Linked DNA regions of Mus musculus: regions 2 and 3 are each linked to region 1. Evidence: chromatin contacts called from ENCODE Hi-C or POLR2A ChIA-PET data. All regions are on one chromosome and are shown on one strand. The core of a region is the stretch at or near the end of the contact, and the rest is flanking DNA. Distances in the headings are between cores, read along the strand shown. Region 1 holds the start of Dancr (differentiation antagonizing non-protein coding RNA). Region 2 holds the start of Scfd2 (Sec1 family domain containing 2). Region 3 has its middle 39 kb from the start of Gm34902.

Evidence for each region. Hi-C counts contacts between places; a loop is a spot of excess contacts on that map. ChIA-PET counts read pairs that join two places held with the same protein, here RNA polymerase II (POLR2A).
Region 2: a loop to region 1 is called in a map of v-Abl transformed pro-B cells, with 2.4 times the contacts of the local background. The contact joins the promoter of Scfd2 here to the promoter of Dancr in region 1. A Hi-C loop is called at or near these places in 2 of 37 maps with a recorded cell type or tissue (regulatory T cell and v-Abl transformed pro-B cells). POLR2A ChIA-PET finds 5 or more read pairs at or near these places in 1 of 5 experiments (embryonic stem cell).
Region 3: POLR2A ChIA-PET joins it to region 1 with 13 read pairs in embryonic stem cell. The contact joins the enhancer-like site here to the promoter of Dancr in region 1. POLR2A ChIA-PET finds 5 or more read pairs at or near these places in 3 of 5 experiments (Patski and embryonic stem cell).

The regions. Positions count from the first base shown.
Region 1 is chr5:74,091,152-74,094,893 of GRCm38, reverse strand. It overlaps Dancr (differentiation antagonizing non-protein coding RNA), which reads right to left and starts at 1,834. Exons shown (of 1, transcript NR_145133.1): 1 at 557-1,834. Snora26 (small nucleolar RNA, H/ACA box 26) reads right to left here and starts at 1,364; the gene lies at 1,244-1,364.
Region 2 is chr5:74,529,620-74,533,361 of GRCm38, reverse strand. Scfd2 (Sec1 family domain containing 2) reads left to right here and starts at 1,620. Exons shown (of 9, transcript NM_001114660.2): 1 at 1,620-2,580. The coding sequence starts at 1,743.
Region 3 is chr5:73,688,706-73,692,447 of GRCm38, reverse strand. No RefSeq gene overlaps it. Among named protein-coding and RNA genes, the nearest start is that of Gm34902, 39 kb to the right of the region's middle. Within about 2 kb of position 2,152, at least 1 of the 3 ENCODE cell types and tissues checked has a DNase peak (open chromatin) inside an H3K27ac peak, as active enhancers do.

The sequences.
Region 1 (3,742 bases), core at 585-3,084:
CAGAAACCTGTACTGCGCTGTCCCTGGCCACATGTGGCTACTGAGTACTCTCAGTACTCAGTACAATGTAGCCAATATGATTATAGCCGAACTGTGCTGCAGTTTTGTCTACTTTGGTCAGAGAACTTTAAGGCTATTGTGTAAATAGAAACAATTGATATTTCAGACTCAATTGTAACAGTTTCCATTGTCTCCCTGCATACTCACACAACTTTGTATCCTTGAAGGTGGCTTCTTTTAAAATGAAACCACTTCTGAAAATTAAAAGGCCCAGGTAAAGGCGCCATGCAGCCTAAGGACAAGTTATATCCCTAGCATCACACACACAAGGCCTAGATGAATATAAATCGTGGGTTCAATAGGCACCAAACAGAAGCTTGGAAAACAATTGAAAAACAATGCTAAGAAATAACCTTACAGCTAGCAGTGGCTGGCACCAGGCCTGACAGCCTGAGTTTGATCCTAGGGACGCACGCACATGGTGTTAGGACAAATTGCTCCAAGTGGTTCTGACCCCCCCCCCCCTCCCCAGTAATAAGAACAAGTGAACAAGCCATAGAATTGACACAGGAAGCCTTTATTAAAGATTATGGAAAATTACTCATAGGCAACAATATACAGGTTAACACACCTCAATTGCTAGCACGTGACTGGTTACTAGCAAAGAACTTGTCCTAACGAAGTCCAGATACATTCTAATGATCTAGCATGAAATCTTTGCATCTTTAAAACGGCGAGCATGTCATAGCCATGCAGATCTGATTCTAGGGCAGTGGGACATGAAGAAGGGGTGGGGCAGGATCCTAGTACATTGATTAAAATCTTTAGCAAACTACCTTCAGGGTAATCAGTTACAAGGCCATTCAAGGAAACTCACATGGCCCTCACTTCACCTATTTCAGCTTCGATACTAATCCTAAAGTGGAATACAGGCAAACCTGGTCACTACATGCAAGAGTACTTCACCTTGGAGCCATTCAGTCACGGGTTTCTTGTAGTTTTCAACCTATGAAAGAATAAAAATGTTTCACATAAGTGGAACATACTCAACTATATCCTTTCCAGCTGACCTAAAATCTCACTTCTAGAAAAGCAAATGTATTCTTGTCTTCTGAACTTTCTCCTCCAACCAAATTAAACCAGGTAGGCTACGTTTTCTTTTCTTTAAAATCCTATATCACTACCTAGCAATCGCCAGAACCTAAAATGCGCACATTCAAGTTTTAAATGAAGCTTTTGGTTCATTTGTGACTCCAGACAGGATCCAAAGAGGAGGTGTAGTTTTCCTCTCTGGGTTTTATGGAGAGTTCCTTTACCCTTCTGTGTTAGCCTCTTAAAGTACTGCGACAACCTTAAAAGGGCACAGGAAAGGGCGACTGGGGAGGCCCGGCGCAGCTCAACAAAGACAGGCCTGGAACCTCCGTCTTCTCGGCCACGTGGCCAGGGCCTGCCTCCGATCAATGCCGGGACGTACCTGCGCTTGTGTCCGAGGCAGCAGCACGGCTGGGCAGTGGGGACCGGCTCGGGTGGATCGGCCTGCAGAGGGAAAGGGCGGTGGTCAGGGTGCCCGGGTCGGACGGCACAGAGGACTTTGTGTCTCGCGCAGCCCCGGGCTGGACACTGCCGCCCGCCCCGCGGGCCGCTGAGAACTGCTCTACCCCTCCGTTCTGGCCGCCGGGAGCAGCTGAGCTCGGGGCGGGCAAAGCTCGAGGGGACACGGGGACATCCTGACACCCTCCCACGAGGACACTCACCACCAAGGCCGGGACCGAAAGACCGAGCCGCTGCGCGCTGCGTTAATACAGCCATCCGGGAGAGGGGCGGAGCTGCCCCCCCCCCCCGAGACCTGCAACCAATCAGAGGGCCGCTTGGAGGGGGCAGAACAGGAAAAGGAGAGCAGCCAATCGTCAGAAGGATTGTAGGCGTGGCTGGTATGGGAAGCCAATCGTCGGGACGTTTCGGACCCGGTAGGGTGGGGCCGTTGACTTCCAGCAGCAGGTTCTCCACCCACTGCGGTGTTGGAAGCGTTGAGGCTGTGCTCAGTGGAAACCTTCCTTTCCTGAAGCTATGCCGGTGCTAGGTGTGTTCCGACTTAGATCCCTTCTTGTTCAGCTAGTTCACTCCCAGGGCCCCTCCTTAACCCTGAGAGGAGCTGCCTTTTTCTGTGTTCCTGGAGAGTAATATCAAGGAGAAATGTTGCTGGAGATGTGAGGCAGTTAGTTCTCAACAGAGCTCTACCACAGAGCTACCTCCTCAGCCCGTACCATTAATTTTGAGTCAGAGTCTCTCTTAGGTGCCCACACTGCTTTCTAACTTACTGTGTAGCTAGTTCAGGGTATTCATCAAACTTGTTATCCTCAGTGCTACGTGCTAGGATTGCTGGCATGCATGCCACTCTCCACCTAGGCTATACCTTTGTCTTGTTTTTAGTGGTCCTGGGTTAAAAGTAGAGCCTGGCGTCTCAGATCCCAAACCCTTTTATTACTTTGAAACTAGGTCTCACTAAATTTCCCAGACAAGACTGGAACTTTCCGTCCTTCTGCCTCAGCTTCCTGAGTAGAAGGGACGACAAATTTTCACCACCAGGCCTGGATATGTGCTTAACTTATTTTAATGAGAATTTCCACGGTCTGAGATGATTTTATTGGCAAGGTTTTTAAAATAATAATAATAATAATAATAATAATAATAAAATTATTTTTTTAATTTGAAGAAATTAAATTTCCAAACTTATATTAAAACTAAAAATGTTCAAAGAGCCACGTGCCTGCGTTCTTCTCTCGGCTAAAAGCCAGCCATTCATTCCAGACCTGGCGCATCTATCGTCTTGGTCTGTTGGGGGAGGGGGGGTATTTTAAAGCAAATCTCAAGCTTGGTTTGTTTCACCTCTTAATATTTCAGTATTTATTTCAAAAGAAAAGAGGCCATCTTGCCTGAGGACAATGCCAATGTGATTGCTAGAATAAACAGCCGCTCCAAGTTCACAGCAAGACTATTCTGATACAATGTTACTTTACAATGAGTTCGTTTGAATAAGGACTCTAAGTCTATTCATCATGCTCGCCTGTGTTTCTTTACAGCCACTTTTAGTCTAGATAAAAAAAATGATGACCTGCTTTGTCAACTTGCTTTGACTTTTTAGATAACTTTTTGAGATTGAACCCAAGTGTTATAGGTCACCCTTTTAAGTGTACAAATCGGTGTTTTTAAATATTCCTCAAGGTTTTATAATCATCTCCATTGTCTACTCCCAGATCATTTTGCAGTCAGCGTCTTATTGGAAAAAGAAGCCCCATGGGGCTGGAGAGATGGCTCAGCAGTTAAGAGCACTTGCTTCTCTTGCGGTTCCTCGCACCCACTACCTGCAACGCCAGGCTCCAGCTCCACAGTCCCCTTTGGACAACAACAAGTTCACACAAACACACACACATAACAGTAAATAATAATACATTTTTTTTTTAAATTGGAAACCGTCTCTTCTAGATTTTTTGTAGGCATGGAATCACACATGTGACCTTTTTTGTTGTTGTTATTTTGAGATAGGGTTTCTCTGTGTAATCCTGACTGTCCTGAAACTTGCTTTTTAGACCAGGCTGTCCTTGAACTCACAGAGATCCTTCTGCCTTGGCCTCCTGAGTGCTGAGATTAAAGGCGTGCCCCCACCACTGCCAGGTCATACTTGGTTCTTTTAAAACTAGATTTTCTTCATTTGAAACTTGCTTTTAAGCTTTTTTCATGTTGT
Region 2 (3,742 bases), core at 371-2,870, 440 kb before region 1:
TTTTTTTTTTGAAACAGGGTTTCTCTGTGTAGCCCTGGCTGTCCTGGAACTCACTGTGTAGACCAGGTTGGCCTCGAACTCAGAAATCTGCTGCCTCTGCCTCCCGAGTGCTGGGATTAAAGGAGTACGCCACCACCTACCACCACCCGGCTGTGAAGTATACTTTTGAGAAGTAATGAAAAGGAGTGCTTAGCTATAAGAATTAGACAATGAATAGATTACTGCTCAAATCATGCCAAGAGACCAGGTATGGTGGCATATGCTTTAGGGAGGTCAAAACCCAACTGTATACACACACACTCTCTCACACACAGAAACACACGAATAAAACTTTAAAATGAAAGCAATTGCCATGTGTCACAACTAGATGAATGATGTTAGGTGAAGTAAGTTAATCACAATAAAGCAGATAGTACAGGGACCCAATTATAAGACCCACAGTGCCAATGCAAAGAGAACAGGATTAAAGTAGAGGCTGACAAATGCTGGGGGGGGGGTGCAGGGAGCTGAGGTTGAGGGTGGCAATTGTTATTTAAAGGGTATATAGTTTTGAAACTATTTTGATTTTGCAAAATAAAAAGTTCCAAAGATTGGTTGTACAGCAGCATGAATGTTTTTTAATGTTTCCGAACTGTACATTTTAAAATGACTAATGGTGGACATGGTGGCACACACGTTTAATCCAAGCACTAGGAAGGCAGAGGCAAGCAGATCTCTGTGAGTTTGCAACGAACCTGATCCACATCATGTGTTCCAGGACAGCTAGGGCTGCACAATGAGATCCTGTCCACACATACTCACACACACACACACACACACACTCACTCACACACACACAATTAGAACAGTAAATTACTAAATTTTTTTATCTCATGCATGTTTCCACAATTAAATAATAATAATAATAATAATAATAAAACAGGTTCTAAACTGAGATGTGTAGATCAGTATATCTATTCCTCAACCCAATTCTCATCTTAGTAGCTGTGAAATGGACCCCAAAGCCTTTTGACTGTGTGGAGACAGGATCTCTCTGTCTCTCTCTGTGTGTCTGTCTCTGTCTCTCTCTGTGTATGTGGTGTGTGTGTGTGTTGGGGATGGGTGATTGTGCGTTTTCCACAATTGGCACATGGAGGACAATTTTTCCGGGTCCTGTTTTTCTACATTGAGTCCGAAGGATCAAACTCAGGTCATACGACTTGTGTTGCAAGCGCTTTTAGCCTTATGAGCCATCTTGCTGGTCCCAAAAGGTATTTCACGAGGCTGGAGTGCACCAACGCAGAAGATAACCTACACAAGACCAACTATTACGTTGCAGTAGTTGTTTGGCTTCTCCAAGTTCAGATGGGGGAAGTACTTTGCTTCAGACCAGGTTTTATTATTCCCGAGAATTCTTAACCTGGAGGAAAAGGTGATGAGAGCTGACAAGGGAGGGACGAACAAAACCCATTTCAATTCTTTCCTAGAAAGCTGCTGCCTCCAGCTTTTCAGGGACTATCGACCCTGTAAGCACATTCCGTTCCTCCTTCAAGTGCAGACGTTCCTTCCGCCAGCCCGCGCGCCTGATCAGCCAATGAGCGCCTAAGACGTCATCACCGCGCGCGCGAACGCCGAGCGTCAGAGACAGGCCCACGTGTACTGTGTTGACTGTCAAAGTACTCAGTACCCGGAAGCCCTGCGTTCTGACCTGAGTTCCCGCCCGTACGCCGGTGAGACCCCTGGCCAGCTGGCGATACGGGATCATGAGCGCCGCGGGCATACTGGCCTTTGCCCAGCAAGGCTGGGAGCAGGTGCTGGCCAAAGTGAAGTGGTCCGTGGTCTACCTGGACGCTGCCTGCGCCGAGAGCCTGCACTGGAGCTGCGGATCCAGCCGGCTTCTGGAGGCGGTGAAGGGTCCTGCGTGTCACCTGCGGGAATTTGAACCCCAGGCCATTGGCGGGGGAGCCAAGCAGCCCCGGGCGGTTTTCGTTTTGAGCAGCCCGCTGAAAGGCCGGATCGTAGACACTCTACAGAGTATCATTTGCCGCAGTCACTTTCAGCACTGTGTGGTGGTCACAGCCGTGAGCCACGCAGTCCACCTCACTGCTAACCACGTACCGGCCGCTGCAGCGGCCGAGCTCGAGGGGCAGCAGCCGGTGTTCGAACAGCTGGAGGAGAAGCTCTGTGAGTGGATGGGCAACGAGAACTATACGGCCGAGGTGCTCCACGTCCCGTTGTTTCTCGCCCCTGTTGCCTCCCATCTCGCTTTTACTCCAGCCTTTGCTACCCTCTTCCCACTGCTACCTCAGGATGTCCACGCTCTTAACAGTGCCAGACCCGACAAGAGGAGGCTGAGCAGCTTGGGTGAGGTGGATGCCACTGCCCTAACCCCAGAGCTGCTGCTGTACATCAGATGCCTCGTGTCAGGCCTCAGTTCTCTGTGTGAACATCTAGGGGTACGAGAGGAGTGTTTCGCCGTGGGTCCCCTCAGTCGGGTCATCGCTACAGATCTGGCAAATTATGCCCCCGCCAAGAACAGGAAAAAGACTGCTACAGGCAGGGCTTCTGTGGTCTTTGTGGATAGAACTCTGGATCTCACAGGTAGGTGGCATTTCTGGGAGTTGTTCATCTTCACTCTCCTAGCTAGAGGATCTGTTCATTGATTCAGCATATGTGTTTATTGGCCTCATATTGAGGTTGGCAATATAAAGATGAACTAAAAGAACCAGCCCCTAATTTGACAGCATCTGGAGTTAAGTTTTGTCTAGTGGAGAGTGGACATAGATAAAGCACAATTTTATTTGTTAAATGCTGTAAGCGGGCAAATATGGCTTTAGTGTGCGTTGCTTTTGATAAAACAACCGGGCCTAGTCCAAGAGACTGGAAAAAATGAGATGACCTTGACATGGAGGGAATTGCCATCACCTGAGACTCTTAGACATTTCCAGATACCAGTTGTCTTAATTAGGGTGTCTATTGCTGTAATGAAACACCATGGCCAAAACCGACTTGTGGAGGATAGGGTTTATTTCCTTACACTTCCACACCATAGTCGATCATTGAAGGAAATCAGGACAGGAACTCAAACATGGCAGGAACCAGGAGGCAGGAGCATAAGGCGGTAGCGGTCATAGAGGGGGTGCTGCATACCATGCTCCACATGGAATGACCTTCGTTTGCTCCCTAGTACCTACATGGTGAAAGGAGAGCACTGACTTCCTCCAATTGTTCTCTGATCTCCACACACACAGTGTGACTTGCACATGCACTGTCCCCCACACATATACAAATAAATAGGTAAATGTCTTTTTTAAAAAGTGAAACTGAATGTACATATGAGAAGTTGGAAAAAAGAATTGTAGAAAATATTTTCAAATGTGCATTGAAGTTTGTATAGCAACCTCAAATTGCAGCAATGTAATAATTATTTATACCTGCGAGGAAGAAATCTAACCTTAAAATAGGTGAAGAAAATTCTGATTCATGATGTGAGCACTTATTTTTAGAGGTCACCTTTGTTTTATAGTTAAGTAGATATAGTTCAATAATAGTATGTGCTAGCTGTTCAAGGTCACTGAGAACAATCAGAACACTGGTCTAAGCCAGTATTCCCTTTCCAGGTTAGAAAAAAAAAATGTTGAATGATGTTATAAAAACCAGTAAGAAGTATATTTGAAATTTTAATTAGATGAGTTTTAAGATCATAAAATAGAGAGTAAACTAAATGGCAGTTCTGAGGAAATGCTACTGGGCGCAATCTTTT
Region 3 (3,742 bases), core at 903-3,402, 400 kb after region 1:
TGGTCAGGAATGGCAAGCCAGAAAAATGTGGTGACTCAGAGACATGGGGATGAAGGGAGGAGGGAGAGAGAGAGAGAGAGGAAGAAAGAACTAGGAATGGCAGGGGCTTTTTGATCCCCAAAGCCTACTCCCAATGACACACCCACTCCAACAAGGCCACACCTCCTAATCATAATCCCTCCCAAGCCGTCCTAACAGTTGGAGACCACGTATTCAAATACAGGAGTCTGTAGGGGCCATTCTCATTCAAACCACCGCAGTAAGTTTCTGGGAATTCAATGTCCTTGAATTCACAAAGGAGCCGTGGGCAGAGCCAGGCATCTGCCTTAAATCCAAGGTCTGAGAAGGAGCCCAAAGATCAAAGCATCTGATCCCGGTACCCAAAGAGCAAAGGGTTGGTTCCTGTTCGATAACTGAGTTGTGCGTGGCTCCAGGAGCTAGGGGTGGAGTATGAGACCAGAGAAAGTGGGCAGATCGGCTGCTGTCTCAGAGGCAGAGGCCAGTGTTCGCGCCTTTGGTTCTACCAGTGTCTGCCACTCTTCTCCACTGACGTAGTTTAGATATGGTTGAAGTGTGCCCCCCAGTGACCCGTGTACCAGAGATTGGCCTGAAGCACAGTGGCAGTGAGGTAGTAGAAGCTCTAATATCAGGACCCAGGGGAAGACATTTGCTCATAACAGCTTGCATCATCATGAGTGGCTTAGTGTTGTCTTACAGGAGTCAAACAGGTCTTGGGAGACTGAGAGTATTTTTTGTGAAAATGTATATCCCCTTGAGTCCCTTTCTGGAATATGCCATCCACCACTGTCACATGCTCTCTTGTCAATGTGAGGCAATCCACCGTAAGTCCCTCACCAAAGTCTACTAGATGCCTGTACGCTTGCTTAGCTATCAGAATTGTAAATAAACAGACTTCTTTATTAGGTGCCTAACCCCTGGCGTTCTAGTATCACAAAGCTACAACATGCACCTGTTTCTCACAGTTCTTTCCTCCCCACTTCAAATATATCCCTCCTACAGACTCCTCTGTAAGCCTTTGCTTTTGCTCTCTGCCTTTCAGCACACAAGGGGAGGAACTCCCACCTGCTAGTAGGAAACCTTATTAAAGTCAAAAGAGTCTTCCCGGCTAGAGGAAAACACCAAAAGAGAGGCAAAATTAAAAACACTAAAAAGAACTCCAATTGACAGTATGTATCTGCAAGATGATGCCCTAAAGGGAGTCAATGTAGGTTAATGTTGATCTTCTGTCTCTTTCCTCTTGGTTCACTATATCTACCAGAGCCCTTAGTACCTCTCAGCCCCTACACAAATGGAGTCATGGTCCTATGGATGAGGCCACTCCTCATTCAAGGACATGACCTAGGAAACAACAATAGAAGCTCTTGAAACTGGAGATTCTGGGTCTCGGAGTGAAATCTCTCACCCAGCTGAGATGTAGAAAGACCCTAAAAACAGAAACCTACCAACCTGTGTGCAGGATTGCCTGCGAACAAAATGCCACTAAATCTCTGACATCCTGGGATTTGTCATCCTCTCGAAGGGATATTGGCATGCCGCCGTGTCTGAAGCTTCTGACCTGACAGTTTACAGCTGGAAGGGATCATGGCACCCCATGTCTGAAGTTGGCATCCACTCCACTCGAAAGCTACTCTGGAAGGCATGGGTGGCTTCAAGAATCATGGTTGACCAGACTCTGAACTTTCCCTTTTGGACACACAAGCTTCTATATTAGGATACCTCACACATTCAAGGCAAAACCATCTAAAGCAGTCTCCAGCTTGTGTCATACCAGAGTCTGAGGTGGGCAGTGAGCTTGCATACTCAAGAAAGAAAGGACCAACTCCCATCTTGCTTAGGCTGGTCCTGAGAAGTGCTGGTCTAAGTCAGGAGGGGGCCATCCCTGGAAACAGGCAATACCTTATTCTTAGCGCACCCTACTATCTCAAGTTACTGGGAAGCCCACATTCTCTGGGGAGCTCAGGCAGTCTGCTGTTCTTAAAGCTCTGAATGAGGGAAAGTGATGAAGTCATACCCAGCTGGCTTCCCTCAAAAAAGCTCAGAGAGTGTTCTGTTTAACATCACACTATCCCTGGTCCTCCCTCCATGTTTGCTGTGCCTCCCTCTGGGCTCTGGGACATCAAAGTTCAAAGGTCTATAGTCAGGCAGAGCCCTGGGGCTGAAGCTGACACTCCAGGCAAGACTGTGGGACACTGGGAACAAAATGGAACAAGATCGCTGACCCTGGTGTCTGCTGACTGTGTCTACACATGCACATTTAAAGGGGACAAAGAAAACACAAGACTCAAGGCAATTGTTTGGAGTTTCTGACAATAAGAAATGGGCCTCTCACCTATGGGGGATCTTGGAGAAAAGCCACAGAGGGTGTGAGGAGAGCACAAGTGGACAGCTTGTTATAAAGGGCTCAGCAGACAGAATGGAGTCATGCCCTGTTCCCATGAATGTATTTCTTGTGTAAAGACTTCGGGAAAAAACCTAAGGTGCAGACACACACACATCAGTCATATGCCTTTATCATACACTTGGGAGGCAGAGACAGGTGGATATCTGTGAGTTTAAGGCCAGCCTAGTTTACATAATGAGTTCCAAGTCAGCCAGTGCCCAGGGTCACTTAGCCTCTATATTGAAAGAAAGAAAGGAAGAAAGAAAGAAAGAAAGAAAGAAAGAGAGAGAGAGAGAGAGAGAGAGAGAGAGAGAGAGAGAGAGAGAGGGAGAGGGAGAGAGGGGGGGAGGAAGGAAGGAAGGAGAGGAAGGGAGAGAGAAGGAAAGAAAGAGAGGGAGAGAGCAAAGTGGGAGAGTAGAGAGAGGGGACAGGGAGAGACAGACAGACAGACAGAGAAGAAAACAGAAATTGGTTTATATAAGTCAGGCTGGTTTGTTTTTCTGTCCAAGAGCTTGAGGGAATACAACAAAATTCTAATGTTTACCCTGCCCTAAAATTACTAAACTACTTCTATCTTTTTTTTTTTTTATCTATGTGTAAGTATACCAAGTGGATGCCTGGTATCTATAGAAGCCAGAAGAAATCGTCAGACCCCCTGGAAGAGGAATTAAAGGCGGTTGTAGGCCACCTCGTGGATGCTGGGAATAGAACCCAGATCCTTTGCAAGGTCAGCCAGTGCTCCTAATTGCTAAGCCCTCTCTCCAGTGCCTCTATTTTCAAACATTAAAAATCAAAACAGAAGCTTGCTGAGGGTTCAGTAGTTGGTATTATGCATGAATCTACGTTTGTGGAAAGGAAAAAGGAAGGCTTCTTTGTTTCTCACAGCTTTACTGCCAACATTGGCATATTTAGAAATTAATGGCTATATTTAAATGCATTTAATTCTCTGGGAAAGGGGATCTTAACAGAGAGGTGGCTTAGTGGGACCTCTCCAAACAAAATCTCAGACTGTAGAGTGCTAGTGTTGGGTTAATTTTGCTTAAGGCATCTCTTCAACATAGTCAAAAGGATACACATTTCAGGACACTCAGCCAAAGAATGTACAGTAGAGCTAGTCCAGCAGTTAGCCAGGCTCCACTATCTGTCAGTATCTGTCTTTCGGTCTTTCCAATACAAGATGTTCTCTTTCAATGTGAGTGAAGATATTTTACTCAAAAAAGAGCCTCTGGCTGCTGAATTCCTTCAGTTTGACTCACTGCTCCCTTGAAAGATTAAGCACACTATTTTTAGAGCAGCCAGCAATGTCAGACTGACAGTTCACCTCCATGATCAGGGTAGGAC